2 separate regions of the Mus musculus genome follow, and region 1 is linked to region 2. A link is a loop called in an ENCODE intact Hi-C map of the cell type or tissue named here. Cell type or tissue: heart. All regions are shown on one strand. Each heading gives the region's core, and the rest is flanking DNA. Links, peaks and the distances in the headings are about the cores only.

Evidence for each region. Hi-C counts contacts between places; a loop is a spot of excess contacts. Peaks named below come from ENCODE experiments on the same cell type or tissue, not always from the same donor. Only the 100,000 strongest peaks of a DNase experiment are listed, where the experiment ranks them.
Region 1: a loop joins it to region 2, with 8 times the contacts of the local background. A loop is called at or near these places in 10 of 42 quality-filtered maps.

What each region holds. Positions count from the first base shown.
Region 1 is chr15:82,039,439-82,042,342 of GRCm38, reverse strand. It overlaps Xrcc6 (X-ray repair complementing defective repair in Chinese hamster cells 6), which reads right to left. Exons shown (of 13, transcript NM_010247.2): 13 at 2,259-2,621. The coding sequence ends at 2,425. Snu13 (SNU13 homolog, small nuclear ribonucleoprotein (U4/U6.U5)) reads left to right here. Exons shown (of 3, transcript NM_011482.4): 3 at 1-998. The coding sequence ends at 237. Among named protein-coding and RNA genes, the nearest start is that of Snu13, 6.7 kb to the left of the region's middle. In heart, for the core only: a CTCF peak has its summit at 1,482 (motif pointing right); no DNase peak of the experiment used is centred there.
Region 2 is chr15:81,958,477-81,961,381 of GRCm38, reverse strand. It overlaps Pmm1 (phosphomannomutase 1), which reads left to right and starts at 452. Exons shown (of 8, transcript NM_013872.4): 1 at 452-667. The coding sequence starts at 581. In heart, for the core only: CTCF peaks have their summits at 536 and 1,105 (motif pointing left); DNase peaks (open chromatin) are centred at 411 and 1,001; H3K4me3 peaks cover 1,315 bases; H3K27ac peaks cover 1,182 bases.

The DNA of each region.
Region 1 (2,904 bases), core at 405-2,904, 81 kb before region 2:
TCTGAGTTCATTGTGATGGCAGCAGACGCTGAGCCCTTGGAGATCATCCTGCACCTCCCTCTGCTGTGCGAAGACAAGAATGTCCCCTACGTATTTGTGCGCTCCAAGCAGGCTTTAGGACGGGCGTGTGGCGTCTCCAGGCCAGTCATCGCCTGTTCTGTTACCATCAAAGAAGGCTCTCAACTAAAGCAGCAGATCCAGTCCATTCAGCAGTCTATTGAAAGGCTCTTGGTGTAGGCTGTGGCCTCTGCCCTTTCCTGTCTACTGCCACCCTGTTTGTGTATCATATTGTCTGTTAGCATGTACTATTTTCAACCAGTTACTATTATATTGTACTACATCTGCGTTTTATATTTTTATTTTTGTCTTAATAAGGTTATTTTTCACCATCTCTTCATTCTCTTCTACCATAAAAAATGAAATGATAGCTAGGACAGGTGAAAGGCAGAATGTCACCATTTAACAACAGGAAGAACCAGGAGAAACTTAAGCCAGGGACAGTGTATACTTTCATCTGCAAACTTATTCCACTGCGCAGGGTAGGATGACAGTGACCCTGGTCCCTTGTGCCTTTGATATAAGAGCTCCATAAATGTTACTGACACTGAGGAACTTCCTTTGGGTAGCAGTCTCTCCCTCCCCTTATCATTTGAAGAAATTTGATGTTGGGCCTATGTCCGGGAGCCATTTATTAATGTCCTGTGTGTTTTTGATGTATGTAGTCTGATATTCTCCCATATCTGGGGCAGTATCAGTACAAAGGGATTCTGTGGAGATCGTGGCAATTTGCTGGAACTTACAGCAGAGACAGTGCTAGCAGGAAACATCCTCTCCTTGGTAAATGGGGATGTCTTATTGTGGAACCATTTGATGGCCGTGTTGGGAGCCCTTATCCTGTTCTTCCCACAGCGTGGGTCAGGTGTATTCTCCCTCACATGAAGAAAGTGATAACATGTTCATTATTGAGCATCCTAATAAATATGTTCATATTTCGTTTTAAATGAAATATGGCAGCTGTGCCTGATTTTCAGTTTTATCAGCTAATATTTTAAATGCTTAGCATTTCTAGATAACACGGGTTGGGGATGAAATTGAGACATGTTCTGGGTATATAAACCAGGTTGGCCTGAACTCTGCCTCTCTCCAAGACTAAAAACATTGTGTTTTGATGTGTTGGTGTTGGGAATCAAGCTGAGGGCTCCAGAAGTGCTCTGTCCCCAGTCCAGCTGTTTTACTTTGTGCCCCCTATGTGTGCTAAAGTAGCAAGCACATTCCTACCACAGAGCTCTCTCCCACTTAAACTCTTCACTAAGAGTTTGTAAAGTTGTCACCTATAAGTGACTTGGTAGTTTAAAATTCTCTTGTGCAGACTGTCACTGGAGTGTTATCATTCTAGGATTTCCTAACACTGACAAGTTGGCTAATTCAAACAGACCACCCTATGTTGGTATAAGTGTGCTTGGTGACATCACTGGCCTCTGCCCACTAGATGGCAGTAGTAGCATGCCACCTCCCCTGCCTCTTGTGCTTTACCCCTGCATCACACAAACTTAAAAGTTTTGGCTTGAAAAATCTTGCAGTGTTCAGATAACTACCTTAATAGTCACAGTAGAACAAATTCTGTTCATTTTTCTTTTTAGTCAGGCCAGAGTTCCCACTCCATCAGGAAGTGTCCTTGAAGATGAGGGCGTCTGAGGCCCATCTGTTCTGTTAGAACCTGCTTACCTACCTGGCCAGTTTGGGTGTTTGTGGGTGTTAGGGGTTCAAGTAGTTCTCTCTATACGTTCTCTGGCTAATCTAAAAGGAATTTGACTTTTATTTTTGGGTTTTGCCTGTTTTAAACATGTATGTCTACCATGTGTGTGCTCAGTGCCATGGAGGTCAGAAAACATTGGATTCCCTACAAGTGGGGTTATGGATGTTGTGGACCACCGTGAGGGTGCTGGGAAACAAACCTGGGTCCTCTGCAAGGGCAGCAAGTGCTCTTACTGCTGAGCCGCCATCTCTCCAGCCCTGGCATCATACAGGAAAGAAAACAGGTGGGGAGACATGGAAATACAATCTTGTTAAGGATTGTCACTCCAAAAGTAACCACACGACCTTGTCCTTGAGTCGTTTCCCTACCTCCACTAAGATGTTTTGTTTTTGCTGTGATCTGTATGTACTTCCATGGGGGAGAAATTAAGCTAAGAGCCAATTATCAGTAGCCTAGTTTCGAGGCAGCTATTTACCCATTCATACTGAAAAGTGCACAGTATAAAGTTAGAGCTCTTTATTCACAGAGTAAGGCACAGTGAGGTGGGAGACTGTAATCTCCATGATTTTGCACTTAAGTAGCTCTTTGTAGCTACCACCTAGCTTGGTAAGAACACAAGCAGGTGGCCTGGCTGCAGTGTAGAAAGTGGCTGGGCTTCTGAGCTTTAGTCAGTTCTTCTCCAAGTGTCTGATAAGAGCATCTAGCAGTTCCTGCTTCTTCGGCCCACTCTTAAGCCCATGAGCCTTGCATATGTCCTTCAGTGTAGGTACAGTGAGCTTACCCAGTGTGCCCTTACGAAAATGGGCCTTCAGCTCTTCTTCTGATAACTCTACCTTGGGCTTTTTACTCGTAGAACCTTCATCATCTAGAGAAAAGAGACAGGAAGGAAAGACCTGGAAATGCTTCCAGTGATAGCCCAGCTACATGGCACTGTGCACTCTTATGGTGTGTGTTGCATATGTAAAACCGCTGCTCATTCTCTGTAAGCCTATCCCCCCCCCCCTTTTTTTTTTTTTTTTTAGTTTTTCTCAAGACAGGGTTTCTCTGTATAGCCCTGGCTGTCCTGGAACTCACTCTGTAGACCAGGCTGGCCTTGAACTCAGAGATCCACCTGCCTCTGCCTCCCAAGTGCTGGGATTAAAGGCATG
Region 2 (2,905 bases), core at 85-2,584:
CCAAGGCTGTCAAGGCTACAAAGGGAAACTCTTGTTTTGAAAAAACAAAACAAAACAGAGTATGTAGCCCTGGCTGGCCCGGAACTTGTTTTGTAGATAAGGGCCTCTGCCTCAGAAGGGCTGGATCACAGGTGAGCCAGCACGCCGGGTTCTCCCTGAGACTTCAAGCTCAAGATGACAAGGCAATACCTTCGTCCTACTAACCTTGGGAATCACAAGCAGAAGGCTCTGAGTCCCGCCCTTGCCCCCCAACCCCCCCCCCCCCCCACCGTAGGGAGCGCCCTGAGATCAACCTCAACCCGCTGGCCCGACACTGTCTTCCGGTTCAACCCCTTTTCCCGCCGGTTCCTATCTCCGTCGGGTACGAGGACTCTGACCCCGCCTACTGCCACGCCCCTCAATCCTAGGTGCCTGTACTCTTCTTTCGGCGCCGCAGGCCCCGCCCCCTCGCGGGAGGGCCGATGGCCACTGCTCCTCCCCGTGCTGCGCAGCTGGCCCCGCCCCGGCCCCGCCCGGCCTCTGTCGCACGCGACCCTGGCGGTGGCTGCAGCGACAGCGCTTGGCGCGCGGAGCTACAGCCATGGCAGTCGCCGTCGAGGGCGCCCGCAGGAAAGAGCGCATCCTCTGCCTGTTTGACGTGGACGGGACCCTCACGCCAGCTCGCCAGGTAAGGGCCTCGAGGTTCCAAAGCTCCCGCCCAGAGTCACGCCGGCATCCGTGACCCAGCGTGAAGCCGTCACTGCCATGTCAACGCAGACACCTGCGCGACCCTGTCGGAAACGTGGAGTGCAGTGGTACCGGCTCCTGTCACCGAGGAGATGGGACCCAGGCCCTCTCGGCCTTCCAGGCCTCAGCGCTCCCCGCGCGGGTTGGCATCCACGTTCCTGCCGGGAGCGCAGATGCTGTATCCAGCCTCCGGGAGGAGCGTCTATGGGCGATAGGGCGGGTATCCCCAGTTCCAGGCTTGCACAGGCCCAGGCTGGGCTCTGGGGTGGTCTTACCCCATTTTAGCCCTAGGATGCACAACTAGTCCGTCCTCAAGCTAGCGTGAGAACGCGGCGTTCCAGGCAGAGCTCCGTGCGCTTCTAAGCCCACGGTCGCCCTCTACTGAGGGCAAGGAAGATCTCTGAGTCTTTGCACTCTGGCGTCCATAGGCCTAAAACTGGGTTTAGCTCCTTAAGCCTCTTAGGATGTTTGTTTACCTTCCACCTGGAGTTGGAGGGAAAGAGAGCTGCTTTTCTGATGAGTTTTGGTTTTTGTTATTGGTATCCTTTTGGTTCCACCCATGTGAAGGTGAAAGGCCCCAGGGCTAGTCTGTTTACAATAGAAGCACTGTAAAAAATGGGAGTGCATTCTCCTGTCTGCACTTTATAGTTCACCCTCCAGTCTTTAGCCATACCTAGTTTTTCTCCCTTCGAGTCATCCTGGGTCGTTCTCACCCATCCTTCTACCTTTGGGATCACCGGGATGATCAGAGCAGAAATGGGGGTGGGGGGCCGAGCTACTGGGCAGAAGCCCGTGTGAACCTAAGTCTTAGCTTCCTGGTAGGCCTTCCACTCTCCAGAAGGAATCGGGCATCTTTCTTTCCATCCAGCAGAGGTGGATCAGGAAGATGCAGGATTGGAAAGGAGGTGGTCTAGCCTAGGCATGCCTGATCCTTGTGCTGCACTGACTTGGCAAGGCCTGAACAAGAACCGCCTGTCAATTTGTCTACTACTAGACAGACTTAATGCTTACTAGAAAAGCTTAATGCTTTTTTTTTTCTTCTTCTTTTTTCTTGTTTTGGTTTTTTTGAGACAGGGTTTCTCTGTATAGCCCTGGCTGCCCTGGAACTCACTCTGTAGACCAGGCTGGCCTCGAACTCAGAAATCTGCCTGCCTCTGCCTCCCAAGTGCTGGGATTAAAAGCATCCGCCACCACTGCCCTGCAGTTTAATGCTTTCCAAAGCTAATTTTTAATTATACATGTAAGTAATGAAAACTTTAAAGGCTAAAGACCACTTCGAACCTCGCCAGTATCCCAGGCCCAGCCCCCATCCTCGAGGTAGTATACTGGAGCCCCTTTATCTCAATTGCTTTGCCCACAGCACATACTAGACATGATTTTGTGAGGCTCTGTTTCTGACTTGGCATTATCCTGCTTATGGTATCCTGCAAGTTCCTTTAGACCATAAACAGCATGCTTTAAGACCTTGCCCCGTTGGAAGCACAGATCTGGCTTTATCTGTGCCCTGGTCTGGTAATGTTTCCAAGGAAGTATGTGTCACTGTCTGGCAGATAAGCATAAGAGTTGCTTGCAGCCAGTATTTCACTATTACAAACCATACCCCAAGGAGCAGAGAAGCTGAAATGCTAGTGGACAGGGGATGGACATGAGAGGTGTCAGTAGATGTTGCCAAATACTTTCAAAACAGTTGCACCAACTTATGTTTTTGTGGGGGCCAGAGTTCCCGTTTCTTCTCTCCCCTTGTCGCTAGCTAGCTAGAGTCTCTGATATCTGAATATATGGAAGTTTGAATTCCGATTCACTTGTTCAAATTTCCTTGGTGGAGAATCCTTTTATACTTTGGGCACGTTATTTCATTTAATGGCTACTGTGGTCCCCTTAAAGTGGCTCCTGGTGTGGCAGACATGTTGTAAAACGGGAAATGGGGCACAGAAAGGCAGAGCCCTCTGCTTAAGGCCTCTTGCTCAGATACATGAGCCAGAGCTAAGCAGGTAGAACTTCTGAGGTCTCTTTGCCTTGGGCAAGTGAAGAATCTTTTATTTGAAAGATTTGCTACCAGAGATGTTTGCAGGTTTGGATGTTTTTCACATACTGAGCATGTGCGTAATGAGTTGTTATTAGGCATCAGGAGCCACCCGGACACACAAAATCTGTTTGTGTTTTAAATCTCTTTTTTTAA